Regions from separate parts of the Homo sapiens genome. Here regions 2, 3 and 4 are each linked to region 1. Evidence: chromatin loops called from intact Hi-C (ENCODE). Cell type or tissue: PC-9. All regions are shown on one strand.

Evidence for each region. A loop is a pair of places that touch in the nucleus more often than their neighbours do. Peaks named below come from ENCODE experiments on the same cell type or tissue, not always from the same donor. Only the 100,000 strongest peaks of a DNase experiment are listed, where the experiment ranks them.
Region 2: it touches region 1 in a loop (8-fold over the local background); 3 of 110 quality-filtered maps call a loop at or near these places.
Region 3: a loop joins it to region 1, with 6 times the contacts of the local background. A loop is called at or near these places in 3 of 110 quality-filtered maps.
Region 4: a loop joins it to region 1, with 16 times the contacts of the local background. A loop is called at or near these places in 3 of 110 quality-filtered maps.

What each region holds. Positions count from the first base shown.
Region 1 is chr4:151,482,062-151,487,061 of GRCh38, reverse strand. FHIP1A (FHF complex subunit HOOK interacting protein 1A) reads right to left here. Exons shown (of 14, transcript NM_001109977.3): 3 at 4,414-4,538. Among named protein-coding and RNA genes, the nearest start is that of FHIP1A, 75 kb to the right of the region's middle. RefSeq lists enhancers at 342-1,040, 1,041-1,740, 1,840-2,495, 2,496-3,152. In PC-9, no CTCF peak of the experiment used is centred here; a DNase peak (open chromatin) is centred at 2,161; H3K27ac peaks cover 1,312 bases.
Region 2 is chr4:151,432,336-151,437,335 of GRCh38, reverse strand. All of the region lies in intron 1 of FHIP1A (FHF complex subunit HOOK interacting protein 1A), which reads right to left. Among named protein-coding and RNA genes, the nearest start is that of FHIP1A, 26 kb to the right of the region's middle. In PC-9, no CTCF peak of the experiment used is centred here; a DNase peak (open chromatin) is centred at 2,685; H3K27ac peaks cover 2,037 bases.
Region 3 is chr4:151,415,768-151,420,767 of GRCh38, reverse strand. The region is part of intron 1 of FHIP1A (FHF complex subunit HOOK interacting protein 1A); the gene reads right to left. Among named protein-coding and RNA genes, the nearest start is that of FHIP1A, 9.1 kb to the right of the region's middle. In PC-9, no CTCF peak of the experiment used is centred here; DNase peaks (open chromatin) are centred at 2,237, 2,587 and 4,597; H3K27ac peaks cover 3,587 bases.
Region 4 is chr4:151,601,643-151,606,642 of GRCh38, reverse strand. All of the region lies in intron 7 of FHIP1A (FHF complex subunit HOOK interacting protein 1A), which reads right to left. Among named protein-coding and RNA genes, the nearest start is that of GATB, 160 kb to the left of the region's middle. In PC-9, a CTCF peak has its summit at 2,201 (motif pointing right); no DNase peak of the experiment used is centred here.

The sequences.
Region 1 (5,000 bases):
TAAGGGCCAAAGGCTCTTTTCCTTAACAAGAAGGAGAAGCCTCAGAAAAATATTATATAGTAAGCAAGAAAATATTTTTCTTTTTTTTTTTTTTAAATGGAGTTTTGCTCTTGTTGCCTAGGCTGGAGTGCAGTGGCGCAGTCTCGGCTCACTGCAACCTCTACCTCCCAGGTTCAAGTGATTCTCCTGCCTCAGCCTCCCGAGTAGCTTGGGATTACAGGTGCCTGACACCACACCCGGCTAATTTTTGTATTTTTAGTAAAGATGGGGTTTCATCATGTTGGTCAGGCTGGTCTCGAACTCCCGACCTCAGGCGATCCGCCCGCCTCGACCTCCCAAAGTGCTGGGATTACAGACATGAGCCACCACGCCCGGCAAGAAAATATTTTTCAAGGAAAGAAATCAGAACATAATCTGACTTCAGCAAAAAATAATCCAAACTGCATTTTACAAATAAATTTCTGGCCCCAAGTTTTCAGTTACTAAACCCAAAGAGCCATTTAAAATCACATCAATTTTGGGCTTGAAGAAAGTGAGAGACATCCATTTAATCCAGATCATAGATATGAGAACTACTTTGGAGAGCTCGTTAAAATGCACATAAACTGAGTTATCCAAGACGTATTGAATCAAAATCTCCTGGTATGTGGTCAGGAAAAATTCTCTGCTTCTTGAAATGTCTAAAATAAGCTTACCAGATGATTCATGTGCACACAGTTTGAGAACCCGTAATGTATCTGCTCAGGAGACCAAGGACAAGAAAAAATAAATGGCTTGCACAATAGCACATATCAGAATCACCTAGAGCAGGGGGTCCCCAACCTCTGAGACCCAGACTGGTACCAGTCTCTGGCCTGTTAGGAACCAAGCCACCAAGCAGGAGGTAAGCAGTGGGTGAGCTTTACTTCCTGAGCTCCACCTCCTGTTAGATCAGCAGTGGCATTAGATTCTCATAGAAGCGCAAACCTTATCGTGAAATGCACATGTGAGGGATCTAGGTTGCACACTCCTTATGAGAATCTAACTAACGCCTGATGATCTCAGATGGAACAGTTTCATTCTCAAGCCACGCCATCCCCGTCATCCATGGAAAAATTGTCTTCCACAAAACCAGTCCTTGGTGCCAAAAGGTTGGAGACTGCTGACCTAGAGGGCTTGTTAAATATAAACCTCAGCCAGGCACAGTGGCCCACGCCTGTAATCCCCACACTTTGGGAGGCTAAGGCGGGCAGATTGCTTGAACTCAGGAGTTCAAGAAGGTGGGGCAACATGGTGAAACCCGTCTCTACAAAAAATAAAAAAATTAGCCAGGCATGGTGGCAGGTGCCTGTCATACCAGCTACTCAGGAAGCTGAGGTGGGAGGATTGTTTGAGCCCGGGAGGTCAAAGCTTCAGTGAGCCAAGAATGTGCCACTGCACTCTAGTCTGGGCAACCAGAGTGAGGATTTGTCTCAAAAAAAAAAAAAAAAACTCTGAGCTCCACCCTCTGGGCTTCTGATTCAGTCCAAGAATTTACATTTCCAACAAGTTCCCAGGTGAAGTTTGCACTGTTCATCTGGGGACCGCACTTTGAGAACCTCTAGTCTAGACTAGAGTTGTTAGAGACTTTTCTCTGAGTACATCAGTTCAGTGTGGCACTATACACTTAAAGACCAAGACAAGGGTATTTCAGAAATGATGTTAAAAATGAAATGGAAAACACGACCAAACATAAATTATACATATTTATTTTAAGCCATTCTGGTCAATTAGAACAGACAAAAAAAAAAAAAAAAAAAACTGGAAAAGATCCAAACTATGCTCGAAAGAAATTATAAGGGTCATAGAATATGTGAAGAGACCAAAATGGATGAATTAATTAAAAAGACTAAATTTACAAAAGAAGGCACAGATTATAATTTAAAAATTGATAAAATTATGAAAAGATATGTGCAAAATGAACAAATTTCAGATTTACAGCATTATGTAGGTGGTTTGATTATTTGACCCTAACAAGTCACTTTTTAGGTATATTTTTGTGTTATTTACTAAAACAGTTTTGGGGCTAGATTTTTATTCAAAACCACTTTTGAAAATGGCTTCCCACTGGCTCCCCACACAAAGCCAGGGAAGCCACAGAGAAACATTCCTCACTCACCACCCCAATTCTGCATGACTCAGACATTCCTGGCATTACATTAGAAAGGAGAGCCTTCTAATGCTGCCATAACTGCTCTTCTTTTCTCATGTAGACGACTTTTAACCCTGAAATAGCATATTCAAATATACAATTATCTCAACAGCTCAGAATATCTGTAATTGCCTCTATCCACCTGCTATTTGTCTCACTGTTCTGAGAACACAACCAAATTTCATAACAGATGAATTCTACTGACAGCCTCTCCTGAGGACTATCATACACATTTTGCATCATACTGTCTTCAAGCTTTCAGAGTCCATCTTCAAACCCATTTTCCACTTGGGTGGTCCTTGTTATGCTACCTTTAGTATCCACCATCATTTCCTCGGAAGAAACCAATACACCCAAGTGTTACATCCTTTCATTATCCAAGTCAGTCCTACAACCACCTAAGCTACTCCCTCTACCTTCTTAGTATCCTTGCCAGGCCTTCCCTTTTACATATATTTGTTTTTGTACTCTTCACACCCCACTCCCAAAGTCTCCTGCACAACTCAAAATAACCTCACGTCTAAGGCAACAATATTTGGTTTCTGACCTTTTCCAAACCAGTATAAATATCATTCTATCACTCATGCTGCTTTCTAGAGCTAAGAGGCAAGAACATGTTCCAAACAACTTCTGCTCTACAGACAGGTGAATGGTTGTAAACGACTATAGGTTATCCCCAGGATTCATGAGTGGCTAATTCTTTATCATAAGAATGTTCATTCTGCTAAGGACCTTGAAATTAAAGCTCCCTAAAACATCAGAGGAGCTCTCATTGGTTGGAGTTAACTGGGAAAAGCCCTGTAACAGAGGATACACACACACATTCCAAACTTAAGACCAAAACTCAGAGTTCATCAGAGTCAAATCCCGAATTTAAGAAGTCATTACCCAACAAATGCTAACATAAAACTTAAACACAGGCTCAATGCCTATTAACAATTATTAAATCTTAGTCTAAAATGAGCTCCAAATTTATGCAATACCACTTTGTTCCTGAAATACCTTAATTAGAAACAGAACTTCATAAGAAGTCCTACGTGGACATAAAACTGCTATTTATGATTATCAGCTTTTCTGTTCCGTATCTTAAACTGTCTCTAAAATGATAGACTTGGAAGACTAGGGGGAAGGGAAGGTTAGGGAGAGATTTCTTAAAGGATACAAAATTACAGCTAGATAGTTAACTATAGTCATCCTACCATGGTATAGAACAGAAGAACTTATTTCTCCTATCTAGCTATAATTTTGGATCCTTTAACAAATCTTTCCCTAAGCCTCCCTTCCCCCTACTCTTCCCAGAAAAGCACACAATCATAAATAGCTGTTTTGTGTCTACACAATAAGTTGCACTAAATTTTTTAAACTACAAAGATCCTAGGTAGAGGTCTGATTTTACTGGACCAGAGTGTCAATCTCTGTTGACATTCACTTGCAATATGCAGATTCCCAAGTCCTGCCCCTACCATTCTGATTCTGATTTTGATACACTAGTTTCAGGCCTACTAATATGAAATTTTTAATGTGTTTTTTTAGCAAGCACTCTAGTAACACTTTGGGAAATATTGCAAAACACCCCCCCACCCCCACAAGAAGATCATTTATAGAGGCAAATTATAAAGCATTAGAGGTATATCTAATAAGGAAGTTTCTGATTAACATAGGAACTCTTCTACAATACTAACAGATTGACTTATTGATTTTAATAAGAAAGAATATCAACATTTATAGTCAAATAAATAGTACATGCCTCTGTAAATTATGAAGCCTGAACAATTATTTTAACAATACTACCATTGCTTGAAACTCAGTCACTTCGTAGAATTTATTTTCAATACAGTGTATGAGTCTTCAAATTACAAAAAGAAAAATTGGTTTCCTTATGTTATTGCTCCTTCTTGGTTTTGATCAAAATTAGAGAACCCCAGGTATGATCATCACCCAAGTTCTAAATGAGTTTAGACTATTTCCTAAGTATATCCTTACAAGGTTGATATTTGCCACTAGAGAAAACAGGATGCTTAGAAGAATGCTACCAGAGGGTCAAGATGCAGTTCTTAAGAAAAGATTTTTTAAATGCTTCACATAGAGGATAGAGTACAGCCTCTCCCTAAGACATTTTAAACAAGATAATGTTCACATGGATGTGTAAGTTCAAGTAGACTTGCTTTAAAAAAAAAAAAGTATAACATATTATTGAGCATTACTGAACACATGTCAATAATAATGAGAAAAGAAGACATTACCTGGGGCTGCTGTCTTCAATAACCTACTGCTGGGTTGTATTTGCTCACTTCACTCTTCAGAGGAGCGGAAAGATTTTTCTAACATTTGGCTCTGCTGGAAACCCCTAGAAGAAGACTTTAAAAATCTATGAAGAGGAATAAAAATAATAATTAATAAACTGCAAAATCCAATCTGAGTATCTCTATTTTTTCTCCGCTCGCATTTACCACTACATGTTGTACACTGAGTGGGTTCTCCCAGTGTGCATTTGTCTTCACCATAAAAAAATAAATAAATAAGCAAAAAGCAAATCTTTATTTAGAAATCTGAATGCTAGCCAAAAATGAGAAACTCCTGCTGGGTAACAGAAAATAGAAAAGGATTCTTCCATCTTATAAGAGATGTCAAACAATTATATGCTTCTTTTGGGAGTGAAAAAAAGTGTGAAAATAAATCCATATCCATGGGTCAACAGTATCATATTAAGATAATAATGATAGCATAATATAAAATAGCAAAGAAAGGAGCACAAAAAACTTTTTATAAACAATTTCAAAAAATGTACACATTCCCAAATATTTCTGAGTAACTTTGACCTCTCTAGATA
Region 2 (5,000 bases), 50 kb after region 1:
TCTCATTTCATTATGCTATATTTTCAAACACACAATCCCTAGAACCCCCAGCGGATTTCAAAAGCTTCACTGGCATACTATATACATATATCTTTCTCCTTAACATGATCACCACGGTTTTGAATGGCTTACTAATACTCAATTCAGCCATTATTTTGCATGCAAAACATATGCAGGCCAATATTATAGCACTGTAAAGAATATAAAGAGTACTACACTCAACCCTCCATATCCATATCCATGAGTTCCACATCCACGGATTCAACTAATCAAGGATAAAAAATATTCAAAATATTCATGTCTGTACTGAACATATGCAGACTTTTTTACTTGCCATTATTCCCTAAACAAGACAGTATAACAACTATTTGCATAGTATTTAGATTGTATTAGGTATTATAAGTAATCTGGAGATTATTCAAAATACATGGTAAGACATGTGTAGGTTATATGCAAATACTATGTCATTTTATATCAGGGGCTTGAACATCCCATGGATGTTGGTATTACTACTGGATGCTGGTATTTCTACTGGATGTTAGAATTACTATTTTTAAAACAAAATTCCAAAAAAAATCTTATTTGATATTCATATGATTCTACAAAGATTTCTTACACCATTTAGATTTAGACTAGCACAGGTTTATATTCTTCCACTTCCTAAGAACTGAGAGGGTGATTTGAGACAAAGATGACACTTTGTCAAGTTTAAAACTGGAAAAGTCCTGGAACCAGTTCCTCACAGATACCGAGGGATGACCACAGTAGAATCCTGGTCTTCAAGCAACTTTTAAACGAGTAGGATAAGATATGCGTACCAGTAACTGTAGCCACAAGGTAGAATGAGAGCCAGAAGAGAAGTGTTGTAGATGTTCAGCTTAGAGGGACTCTAAGCTTTGCTGCAGCCAACATGCAGACAGAAACACGATCTGTTTTAAGATTCAGTGTCCACAGGGTAAAAATAAACCAGTTGCTCAAAGAAAGAACTATTTTGGTACTGAGTCAGAATGAAATTTATCCTGTGGTTCCTGATAAAAGATTCTATTTAATGTAATAAAAACCCCTACGTTTTTGTTTGTTTTACAATGAACAGTGCTAAGGTTGAGTGGGGCTGAGAAACTCTAATGAAAACCAAGAAATGTAACATGAACACCAGGCAGAAGAGCAGGGATTGGCTCAGCCATGTTAGTCAGGTCCATACCTGCAGCTTCCAGAGAAGATACTGAAGCGTCGCTGCCATATTTAAGATAGCTGCATTTCTTTTTGGGGAATAAAATACAGATAGGATCTAAATAAGTAAACATCAATGTGTCATTTAACTGAACTAAATAACTTTTTTCTTATACAAATTAAATCACAAAAGCATTGTGATGTCATCATTTTGATATTCCATAAAAATGGAAAATAGGTCATCAGTCTGAAACAAACAAAAGTGATTTACAGCTAGGAATTACTATTTTTAAAACAAAATTCCAAAAAATCTTACTTGATATTCATATGATTCTACAAAGATTTTTTATACCATTTAGAATTTTTTTTTTTTTTTTTTTTGACACAGAGTTTCACTCTGTCACCCAGGCTGGAGTGCAATGGCACAATCTCGGCTCACTGTAACCTCAGCCTCCTGGGTTCAAGCGATTCTCCTGCTTCAGCCTCCCGAGTAGCTGGGATTATAGGCATGTGCCACCACACCTGGCTAATTTTTGTATTTTTAGTAGAGATGGGGTTTCCCCATGTTGGCCAGGCTGGTCCTGAACTCCTGACCTCAGGTGATCCAGCCGCCTCAGCCTCCCAAAGTGCTGGGATTACAGGTGTGAACCACCACACCCAAACCCATTTAGATTTATACCAACGCAGGTTTAGGAAAATTTTTTACTGGAGGTTAAATAGGGCAAATCCAGTCATCACAGATACCCCTTTAATTATTTGATAATTTTAATTTAAAAGATTTTTATTTATAAGATTTATATACCACATGTTCTCACTCAGGTGGGAGCTTAAAAAGTGAATCTCATGAGGTAGAGAGTTGATTCGTAGTTACCAGAGGCTGAGAGAGGGTGGAGGGAGGAGAGAATGAAGAGAAGTTGGTTAATGAGTAGGAAAATAGTTAGCTAAAAGGAGTAAGTTCCAGTGTTCCACAGCACAGTAAGGTGACTATAGGACTATAGTTAGCAACAATGTATTGTATAGTTCAAAATAGCAAGACTAGAAGAATTGGAATGTTCCCAACATAAAGAAAAGATAAATGTTTGAGGTTATAAATATCCCAATTACTCCAATTTAATCATTATATATTGTATGCATGTATCAAAATATCACATTACCCCCAAAATACCTAAAACTATTACATATCAATTTTTTTAAAAGATGTGTGTCATAAAGGAGTCCAATTCCTCATCTGGCCACCAAGAGCAAGGGTTTCCTTGCATAGTGTGAAAAAGAAAAGATATTTTCTTAGACAACAGAATCAAGGAATGATTGGCAGTAGGAGGTCAATTCTTTTTACCTAACCAGTGACCTACTCATTACTCAATAGTAAACAACCAACTAATACTACACAGTGTTCTGAGGCAAGATCTGCATACACTGATTGGAACTAAAATCATTACCAGATTAGATCAGCTCAAATTCCAATGATTAGTCCCATGTCACTAATAATATAAACTCCAAGTTTCCAAATGAGCCAACTGGTAACATTTATGAATGACTGGGGAAAAAAAATCCAATTCTTACTGCAATGATTCATACACCTGGGAATGAATAATTGACCAAGAGGCAGAGTTAACTGGAGTCAATGTGAAAATATTTACTCCTGAATTTGGCTCTCCCTGTTATATCATTTTTCACATAGTTTTACACTCTGTGATTATATGTACCACTTGCCTAAAGCTATCAAAGAAAAGTTTCATAGAAAAGAAAAAATATGTAAATTTAGAATATGCTGAGTCCTTATATTTATATACTGATCTATAACAGTCTAAGAATATCTCATTCATATAGTAAGTAACATAGTGACATTATTTATTAATTCCCATCTAATCCTACAAAGAATTTGAGATAGCTTATGAGAAATGCATATGTTAAAAAAGAAAACTAGGACTTACAGCCAAAGAGTATAAATTAGGGTAGTAAATGAAGAATGTGGCCAGGATAAAAGAAAATGGAATAGAATTCAAAATGGAGACCATGAAGTCTTACACAGTAACTACAGTTCAACAGGGAATTTGATTTTGTGCTTTATAGCAGCAAAGGTGAAAACGTAAACATGATTAGTTATATAATTTTCCATCGGGAACAAACATTTGCACTTCTTCAGGGAAGCAAAGTTCTTTCCTATCACTTACTATGAAAAAGTTGCTCTTCGAAACACTGAAAGATATGACGGAAAAATCTCCCAACAGCATCCCTATAGCAAAAAAGGGCATAGAGCTGTTTTATATGCTGTCCCTAATTAAATCTGAACTTTGCAATAGAATCAAGATAATATGGCCCAGGCATGCAATTTTTCAAGAGACATAGTAGATTGAGCAAGAGATTCTAAAGGGCTACGAGTCTAATAGTGTAGTTTGATTCAGAGATTATCAGCAGTGAAGTACAAAAACAAAAATAAAAATAGCCAAAACTGTGATGTTTCTAAGTTTCCACCTCACCTCCCTTCTCTCTTTGAGCAAGTTCCTGGCCACCGTCATCTATCTCACAGCCTCCACTCCCATGCCCTTAGTTAACACCTCTTCTAACTCAGAGCTAAAATCCCATTTTCATTTATTTATCTGATACTCATACTTCAATGTCTCACCAGCGCCATTAACTCCGCAAGTTTCAAACTAATCTAAGTAGTCTGTCCTCCTAAATCTATTTTTTTTCTGCCATCCCAAGTTTGTCACAGAAATCCCATCTTCCCAGTCATCTGGGCTTACATTCCTGGAGTCACACTCTTCCCCTTCTTCTCCCTAACTTTCCACATCTCATCAGTAGACTGCCTTACTATTCCTACCTCCACAGGGACCCATCACATTTTCTCTAGCCCCAGGGTCACCATCCTAGATCAGAACGCCATTACCTACGGGCCTTCACAGTAGCCTCCTCAATACTCTCTCAGCCACCTCTCTCCCCATTCCAACTTATCTTATATACTGCTGTAAGAATAATATTCCTAAGGCTGTGACTGTGTCAGTTTAGTCAAAAACCTTCATCGCATTTCCTCTGCTCACCTGAAGCAAGCTGGTATTTCAGGCCTAACCCGAAAGGCTTTCTCCCTCACACACACACTTGAACTTGCCAAAAGTCTAACTACTCCCAAAATAAGCTGTATCTTTCCATTTTTGCTCATTAGTAATACAACCATACAATACCCTTCCCTTCATCTCTGCATGTTAAAAGACCAGGTTTAAATGGTACCTCACCCAGGAAGCACTTTCTAGTCCTCTCAGCAAAAAGTAAGCACTTCCTCCTCTCTCCCTCCCCCTGCACTTGACTAGGGCTGTAATTCCAGAGAGTAATCATCACATCTTATCAATCTCTCTCCTGTCTAGCCTAGACTTCTGACTGCTTCAACCTTACCATCCTAAACACACTTCTGATCCTGTCAGCACAGTGCCTAGTCATCCCTCAGTTTCCTCATGAGGATATGCAAGGCTCTCCACAGTTGGATTTACCCAGCACACTTTGTTCATACATTGATCACTGCACAAATGGAATCACACTGGAGTTACAAGTCCATCTCCTCCAGAGCAAAGACCAAGTCTTAACTAATTTTTGCAATCTAATACAGCCACCCAGTCACTCTCTGCAGACCATCTGACTTTAATTCTCTGAAGAGCAGGTCTTTTCCTGCTTACATATTTATTGTCTGTCTCTTCCTCACTCACCCAATGAGAATAGGAACCTTGCTTGCTTTGTTCACAACTATATTCTCAGCACCTAGAACAGTGCCTGGCACACAGCAGATCATCAAAAGTTCAGGATGAATTCATGAATTCATGACTAGATGAATGATTCCT
Region 3 (5,000 bases), 66 kb after region 1:
ATCACTCACTGGCAACCTACTAAGCAAAAGAAAAGCAACACTAGGAACAGTGGAGGGATGTGGAAATACAGAGTTAGGCTCCAGTCCTAAAGGAGTTTATAATCTAATTGGGAAGAAGGACAAATGTATAAAAGATAACACTGGATGGCAGCAAATGACTAAATTCCTAAAATTTCAGTATGGAGATTCAGGTGCCAGGAAACTACTACAGGAAAAGACAGCCAAGAAAGATTTTATGGAGGACACAGCTCTGAACTAGGCTTGGAAGAATGCACATCACTAAAATAACTGGAAAGAGGAAGGACTGGTCTCAACAAAGATGGGGAAAAAGGAAGAGGTAGGGTGTGTTCAAGAATGAGGAACAGACACTTCTCAAAAGAAGACATTTATGCAGCCAAAAAACACATGAAGAAATGCTCATCATCACTGGCCATCAGAGAAATGCAAATCAAAACCACTATGAGATATCATCTCACACCAGTTAGAATGGCAATCATTAAAAAGTCAGGAAACAACAGGTGCTGGAGAGGATGCGGAGAAATAGGAACACTTTTACACTGTTGGTGGGACTGTAAACTAGTTCAACCATTGTGGAAGTCAGTGTGGCGATTCCTCAGGGATCTAGAACTAGAAATACCATTTGACCCAGCCATCCCATTACTGGGTATATACCCAAAGGACTATAAATCATGCTGCTATAAAGACACATGCACACGTATGTTTATTGCGGCACTATTCACAATAGCAAAGACTTGGAACCAACCCAAATGTCCAACAATGATAGACTGGATTAAGAAAATGTGGCACATATACACCATGGAATACTATGCAGCCATAAAAAATGATGAGTTCATATCCTTTGTAGGGACATGGATGAAATTGGAAACCATCATTCTCAGTAAACTATCGCAAGAACAAAAAACCAAACACCGCATATTCTCACTCATAGGTGGGAATTGAACAATGAGATCACATGGACACAGGAAGGGGAATATCACACTCTGGGGACTGTGGTGGGGTCGGGGGAGGGGGGAGGGATAGCATTGGGAGATATACCTAATGCTAGATGACACATTAGTGGGTGCAGCGCACCAGCATGGCACATGTATACATATGTAACTAGCCTGCACAATGTGCACATGTACCCTAAAACTTAGAGTATAATAAAAAAAAAAAAAAAAAAAAAAAAAAAAAAAAAAGAATGAGGAACAGACCAGCATGGCAGTCAAAGCAAAGGATTTGCACAGAGCACCAGATCATAAATGCCCTGAGAATCAGCCAATGGTTCTCCAGAGAAACAGAACCAGTAGGAGATGTATGTGTGTGTTTATAAAGAGACTTATTATAAGGAAGTGGCTTACGCAATTATAGAGGCCAAGAAGTCTCAAGATCTGCAGTCAGCAAGCTGGAGACCCAAGAGAGACAATAACATAAGTTATAGTTTGAGTCTGAATCTGAAGGCAGGAGAAGACCAATGTCCCAGGTTGAAAACAGTCAAACAGAGAGAGAGAGAGGAGAGTGAATTCTCCCTTACTCAGTCTTTTTGTACTACTGAAGCCTTCAATAGACTGAATAAGACCCATCCACACTGGGGAGGGCAGTCTGCTTTACTGAGTTTACCAATTCTAATGTTAATCTCATCCAGAAATCCTCTCACAGACATACCCAGAATGTTTAACTAAATACCTGGACACCCTGTGGCCCAGGCAAGTTGATACATAAAATTAATTAACCATCACGCCTTGAGTTGAGTCATTACCCAGTAGGCAACAGAGACCATGATAGGTGACATGAGCACAGCTATAGTTTGGAAAATCAATTGACTATGGAATGAAAATAGATTAGAGCAAGAAAAACTGGAAAGAGAAACAAAATGAAAAATATTATAATTGGCCATATAATAATAAGAGGCAGATCATTAACAACAAACATTTATAGGATTCTATTCAATATAAGGTGCTCTGGTAGGCAATTAAGATGCAGAGTTACTCTCAACTCCTTATGGTTTACTTTGATGTCAGGATCTAAACATAGACCTATCCAGCAGGAACTGGTTAGAAACAAGCCTATGGTCCAAAGGTCAGCAATGAGGGTATGGATTTAGGAATTATCTGTATACCCAAGACAACCAAGTCAAGAGTTTGCTCCTGGCATGCCAATATTGACAGAAACTCAGAACAGCAGGTTGAGTTAGCCAGACTGAGTCAGGAAATCCTGTCAAAACTACTCATTTTGTGATTCACTGTGAAGGAATGACCACTTCTCTGTGAAACCAATCCTAAGACATAATCAAGAGGCAGAATTACTTTAAGGACAAAAAAAACACTCTCCAATTGTTGCAAGCTGGTTCTTACTATCTATAGCAACTCCAGGGTGTACTTTTCAAATAGGACATGCAAGGTCCTAAACACTGTGAAGAAGTATAAGGAGAAAATTCAGAGGTCAAACTTAATCAAGCTGATAAGAAATTAACATTAACCATTAAGTTTAATCAGTAGGTAAATATCAAGTCAGTTGGTGTTTCCTGAAACAGATCAAAGTCAATGAATTCATGTTGTCAGAGTTTCTCTTGTTTTTTTTTTTTTTTTTTTTTTTAGAGATAGGTTCCTACTCTGTCACCAAGGCTGGAATGCAGTGACATCATCCTGTGTCACTGCAGCCTCAAACTCCTGAGCTGAAGTGATCCTCCTGCCTCAGCCTCCCAAGTAGCTGGGACTCCTGGGGTGAGACACCATACCGCCTAATTTTTTGTTGTTATTGCTGTTAAGACGGGTCTCACTATGTCTCCCAGGCTGGTGTCAAACTTCTGGCCTCAAGCAATCTTCCTACCTCTGCCTGCCAAAATGCCCAGGATTACAGGCATGAGCCATTGGGCCTGGCAGATTTTTTACAAGCAGTTAAACTACAACATCTTGCTTAAAATAAGCCAAAAGTACAAATGTTTTGTAGTATACACAAATTAGAGAGATTTAAAAATTCAACTTATCAAATAGTGACTTAGTGTTAGAGAATAAGCAATAATCAAGACTAATACATGGTCAGGTGTGGTGGTTCACACCTGTAATCCTACTGAGGCAGAAGAACAGGGTCTGGAGGCAGGGAACCTAAGGCTGATTCATGCTGACTTCCTAGAACTAAATCAAAAGGAAAACCCCAACTTTCCACACCCAAGTAACAAAAGGACCAGAGGCTATTCCCTTTGCAACCCCCATCTCCTTGTTCCGCATGACAGATAAAAATCTGAAAGTACCTCGGATTGGTCCCCTCCCAAAACCAATCAGGCTGGTCACAAGCCAAGTCTTCCTTTGCATAGAAATATAATTTTGTAACTTCACTTCAGCCTCTGATTGGTCACTTTCCACAACCAATCAGATGTTTGCATAGGGTGTAACTCTGTAACTTCACTTTAGCCTCTGCTTGGTGCTTGGTCGCTTTCTGCAACCAATCAGACAGATCTTGGGCCACTACTTCATTTACATAGGGTGTATATCAAGTAACCAATGGGAAGCCTCTAGAGGGCATTGAAACCCCAGAAAATTCTGAAACCAGGCCCATGAGCTGCTTGCTCGGGCCTGCTCCCACCCTGTGAAGTGTGCTTTCGCTTTCAATAAATCTCTGCCTTTGTTGCTTCATTCTTTCCTTGCTTTGTTTGTGCATTTAGTCCAATTCTTTGTTCAAAGCACCAAGAACCTGCACACCCTCCACTGGTAACACTAGCACTTTGGGAGGCCAAGACAGGGGAATCTCTTGGGCCGGGGAGTTTAAGACCAGCCTGAGCAACATGCCAAAACCTTGTCTCTACAAAAAAATACAAAAATTAGCCAGGCATGGTGGCATGCACCTGTAGTCCCAGATACTCAGGAGACTGAGGTGGGAGATTCGCTTGAGCCTAGGAAGCTGAGGCTGCAATGAGCCCAAATTGCACTAGTGCACTCCAGCCTGGATGACAGAGTGAGACCCTGCTTCAAAAAAAAAAGGATAATACATTAGACATGTTGTATTTTCCCACAGAAAAGATCAAAATATGAATATATACAAACTATAAGTTTCCCGTGTCCTAAGAAATTCTTATTTTATTAAGAAAAATTTTTATACCAAGAAAATCAAGAAACATTTTTTCTAATAAATAAATATGGAGACATCATCCTTATTTTGAGGATGTACAAAGTTTTCTATTAAATGACCTGAAGAAGATCATACTTTTAAAACATTCCTTATATCACTATATACTTAGGCATAAATACACAAATGTGTACAATACATATGTGCATATATAAATATAGGGGGTATGTATGTGTGTATAGAAATTACATTTGTAAACATATTTTTCTATACTCATTCTAGTATATTATAAAGAAAATCAACCTAAAATGAATGGAATCCAAATAAAAGTTCCATGAACACAAACAAAATAGAAGATATTCATTTTGAGGAATAAGACACACTCCTCTAATGAAATGGTTATGAAAAAAAGCTTGGACTAAATAAAAATATTAATCAACTCTTTTAGACATTCAGTAAAAACTTTGCCACAGGAATTCCTGAAATGTTCCCACCTCAATGAGCCTGAGTCATGAAATTTAGCCAAAGTATCTTATTTCACATTTTCCACACACAGAGGGAAATCAGTTCCTAGAACTTTCTACAAGCCAAAAGATCCTAAAATGGACCCATGACTAATATTTCAACAGAGGTAAACTTTAACAATTTAAGGAGAAGAGCTAAAATACACTCTGCATTCTGCAAAACCTAGTGGATTTTCTGAACTCCTTAATGGCATGTCCTAAAATAATGTTCTTAGGAAAATGTTAAAAAAAAAAAAACACTATGCTCCATAAAAGCTAATTAGCAGCTCAACCAACAGCTGCAGAGTATTTTTATAGCTGTTACCAATTACTATCTTCTCTTGGGGAAAACATTAAAACCAAAAAGAACCTGAAATGTGAGGAAATGAGGTGAACCTTACCTAAAAGCTCAGCACCTTTTGCTGTTATGACCTC
Region 4 (5,000 bases), 120 kb before region 1:
GTGGGGTTTTCTGCAAATTATTGAAATATATAAGTAGAAATATGAAATGCAGATATCAAAAAAAGTATTCCTCTGTATCTTTTAGTTTGGTTCACCCCAGAGATGGTGCCTCGTTTGGGGCTCAACTAAGTCAAGGGAAGCTACAAAAGATTTAGCAAAGAACCACCAAATTTAAAAAACAAAATCTAAAAATTCCAAAGCCAAGGTGGCATCTTACATTCCATGCTTTTGATTCCTTCTTCCCATTTTCCACTGAAAGGAATGACATGATCAGTGAAATTCCACAGCATTATAGGAAACCAGGCATAAAACTTCAAGACGTTTTTCCTCAGGAAGTGGCACAGATGACAAGTGACAAAGAGCAGAGACCTGCTGAAGCATCCAAAAATCCAACGGGAAGTCTGCCAGAGAACAAGTAAGAGGACTTGTGTCTACCCTTCTCCTACTCCAGAACCCCCGCTACTATCTCCCAGACTAGAGAGGCATGAGGAAGAACGGACAGGAGAAATGAAATTAAATCATGGTTGAACAGCATGCTGTCCTGCCCACTCCTCACTATGACATAAGCGATCAGTGTATTCCTCCTGCAAACTCAGCACCCAATTATAGCCCGTTAATATTTTATAATGGTGATAATAATTTGAAGATGGTACTTAATTGCTCTTAAAATCTTCAGTCACTATTTTCACTGGGCATAAAAGTCCAAAATATGCCTAGCCAGTAAGAGCCAAACTGGGCTCTACCGGAGTTCCAGCCTGCCCGCCCACATACACACTTACAGCAAGTGGGCAACTCACAAGTGTGGCTGCTCTCAGCCTCTCAAAATTTCCATCTTTACTTCTCTAGTCCCCAAAAAACTTCCATCCATCAACCTAAGTCAATAAGCCATGAATTATTGAGCTTGCAGGATGCAGATCATGAATACGTATGTGCATGTTTGGAAGACAAGCTTGTAAAACAAATGGGCTCCACGGCGGCTTATATGAACCCAGCACACATGCCTTTAAGGAAATGGCTGAAATTATTCTACCCATGTATGTTGTTCAAGCATGGTTTCAGCACAGAAGAGATGGTGGAAAAATCAGTTTTTCTGGTAGACTTTTTGCTTCTGTCTTTCCAAGTGCTCTTGAATGGAATAATTTGTTGAATGAAACACAGCTGGCTGCTCTTTGCATAAACCAAAGGTGCAGGCTTTCTTTGTGGTCACAGTTATCATTGCGAATGCCTGTGAGCTGCCTGCAGAAGGGATGGTATGTAATTATCTTCCCTTCCATCTACCTCTTACTTCAGCACATTCACCTCGATGTCTCTACCTCTATCCACCAGAGATAGTCCCAAACTTTTGCCATAATTTGGTAACAATCTCTTTTTAAAAAGGAGCAAAACAACCCACTAAACAAAAGACTACCCTACCCTAGTTCACAAGACATTTGACAGAAATAATATGACTGAGCCTGAGGTGCTACTTATACAACCTTTTCCCATCCAAACAACCTAACAGTCCCCTCTTTCTAATCCTGCCAGATCCAGGACAAGCACTGAAGCCATCTTTGGCTGCAACTGCCAACTCTCTACGGGTCTCCCACCAGCCCAGGATCCTGAAACAACATATCTGGATGGAGATTTTCCCAAGCTAATGACAAAACCAATTAGACTGCTTCACTTGTTTTTGTCTGCTACAAACCTCATTTCCTGTTTCACATCAATTTTTGTATGATACTTGTTCTTAAACACAGAACCCAACAAAAACTCATTTTTATTTATTTATTATTATTATTAGTATTTTTTTTTTTTGAGATGGAGTCTCACTCTGTCACCCAGGCTGGAGTACAGTGGCGCGATCTCAGCTCACTGCAACCTCTGCCTCCTGGGTTCAAGCAATTCTCCTGCTGCAGCCTCCTGAGTAGCTGGGTCTACAGGCGCCCACCACCATGCCCAGCTAATTTTTGTATCTTTAGTAGAGACAAGGTTTCACTGTGTTGGCCAAGCTGGTCTCAAACTTCTGACCTCAGGTGATGTGCCCTCCTCAGTCTCCCGAAGTGCTGGGATTACAGGCGTGAGCCACCATGCCCGGCCCAAAAATTCATTTTTAAATTGGTAAGACCAAATTGAAAGTAATGAATATGATTTCATGCCAAAACTGCAAATTATTTTGAGCTGTTAGTTCATGTGGTGTCCAACAGATGTCACTGTGTTTCCCTCACAAACTGAAAATATCTCCTAGTACCCCTGTGAATTAATTGAAAAGCCCCAGGGCTCCTTGGTGCACTGTTTGGGAACCACAGATGCAGGCCCTTCCAGGGGTTTCAGGAAAGAGCAGGGAAGCAGGGTCAAATGCAAAATCACCTAACAATAGAAAGGAGCACGTGCTCAGAATAACATGGGCACCGAGAGCTGCCAACTCTAGGGAACAGAGAAGACTAGAACCTCCAATGTAAGGGACAGCTGCAGGAGGCTGTGGGATTTAGGCTGGTCTTTGAAGAAAGAGTAACTCTTGACCACAGAGGAGGAAGGAAGAGAATGTTCCAAGCAGAGAAAACGGACTGAGTATAGGAGAGAGGCCTTGAACCAAGAATGAGAATGGTACGGAGTCAGGGCTGTGACACAGCATGTAGACCAAGAACATTGTAGGAAGTGGAGCCACTTAAGGTTTCAGAGGAAGGATGATGTGTTTAGAAAATTTAATCCAGCAGTTTTGTGTGAGATAATCTGAAGAAAGAAGTTGCAGTAATGAGACCATAAGTGAAAACTAACCCTGGTCAAGATATGTGGAGATGAAGACCCAGAGTGACACTATTGGGAGAAGAAACAAAAAAACAGACTCAAGAACCTTGCAGGAAAAGGTTGGCACTATATTTGGGAAGATTAAGAGAAAAAATTCAAGGATGATTAAGAGTTCTATGCCAGGTAAGTGGGAAAAGTGATATTATTCACAAAAAGAAGGTATGCAGAGGATGAATTAAGCTAGCCTCGGGAGAAAGACATTATGAGTTTGCCTCCTGACATTTTAAGTTTGAGGAAGCAACAGGTCATTGAGATGAAGAGATCTAGCCAGTGGTCAAATACTCAGCCCCAGAGCTTTTTAGGCCATCTGTGCAGAGCAAGGATAGCAATCATGAGGGTCAATCAGTGCAGGAATAGTCCCTGAGGCATGCCCACATTTAGGGAAAGACAACATCCAGTCAGCAGAGCAGACAGACCCTAAGGAGAACTAAGAGAGTTCAGAGTGTGGCATCAAAGGGGGAAAAGAGGAAACCCGGGTCCAGGGAGTCAGAAGCCCCAGGGGTTGTTAATAAAGCGATTCTTTACAATCTCTCTTTTTTTTTTTTTCAGACGGAGTCTCGCTCTGTTGCCCAGGCTGGAGTGCAGTGGTGCGATTTTGGCTCACCGCAACCTCCACCTCCCAGGTTCAAACAATTCTCCTGCCTCAGCCTCCTGAGTAGCTGGGACTACAGGCACATGCCACCACACCTGGCTAGTTTTTTGTATTTTTTAGTAGAAACAAGGTTTCACCATATTGGCCAGGCTGGTCTCTAACTCCCGACCTCGTGATCCACCCACCTTGGCCTCCCAAAGTGCTGGGATTACAGGCGTGAGCCACCGCGACTGGCCACAATCCCAATATTTTTAAGCAAATGCTAAGTGCATTTATTAGCCTGGTGAGGAAAAAGCTGGGTATAGTCCTTAAGGGAGAAGCAGTCATCTCTTTTAGGTAGTGTAGAAAGGTTTTATAGCTAGAAAGCAGGACAATCCCTTATCTCTTAAATCTTGAATCACTTGTGTCTGTCTTTTTCTCCACACCTTTCCCTTCTCTTGAATCCCCTGCCTGTTTTCTTCTGTTCATCACCACACTACCCAGAATGCCAGTCCACACTAAGCGGCATTATTTTGTCACCACCAGATGGTTCCTGAGCCCCTTATCTGACTCCCTCTGCACTGCTTACTATGGATATCAATGTTCACCTGCCTTACAAATCACATTAGGGTCTTTTCTCAGTCCTCGTGGTCCCTCACCTCTTTTGGACATCACAGCTCTCCTGGCGTACTTTCATCCAAACACACTCCTCCACGCCCTCCCTACCTGCTCACCTTCAAGGTTCGGCACAATGTCACTCTCTCCCTCCCCACCTGCCCTGGCTACTTTCTCTGTCACAGCACTTAGTTTTTCTTGCTTAAATTAACATGTCAGTCTCCTGGGTCCCAGATTATAAACTCCATGGAGATGACAGAGTTTTTCAGCCACCTTCATTTCCCCATGGAGTCTGGCAGTACTTTGCACCTGGTGCACACTGACTAAATGGTCTTTGAACAAACAATATTATCCTTTTACTGCATATGAGATGGCAGAATCTGTCCTGCAATAGTTATGATAATACCTTTGCATATAACAGTATATGATTTTTCAGAACACACTTATATTTGATTTTCATACCCTGTAAGGAGGAAAGAGGAGGTCTACTATCCTCATTGTACAGCTATGGAAATGTGATATGATTTGCCCAAATCTCATCTTGAATTGTAGCTCCCACAATTCCCACATGTCGTGGGAAGGACACAGTGGGAGGTAAATGAATCATGGGGGCGGGTCTTTCCCATGCTGTTCTGGTGACATTGAATAAGTCTCATGAGATCTGATGGTTTTATAAATAGGAGTTTCCCTGCACAAGCTCTCTCTCTATGCCTGCCGCCATCCATGTAAGATGTAACTTGCTCCTGCTTGCCTTCCACCATGATTGTGAGGCCTCCCCACCCATGTAAAACTGTGAGTCCATTAAACTTCTTTTTCTTCCCAGTCTCAGGTATGTCTTTATCAGCAGCGTGAAAATGGACTAATATAAAATGTGACTCAAGGAGGTTGGAAGCTTTGCACAAGTTCACACAGCAGTAGTAAACAAAAGAGCCAGGACTAGAACCCAGATCTCTTACTCACAGTCTAATGCTCTTCCACTGCACACCCTGACTCTGTATAAATTCATGTAATAATAAGCCTGATTTGGTGA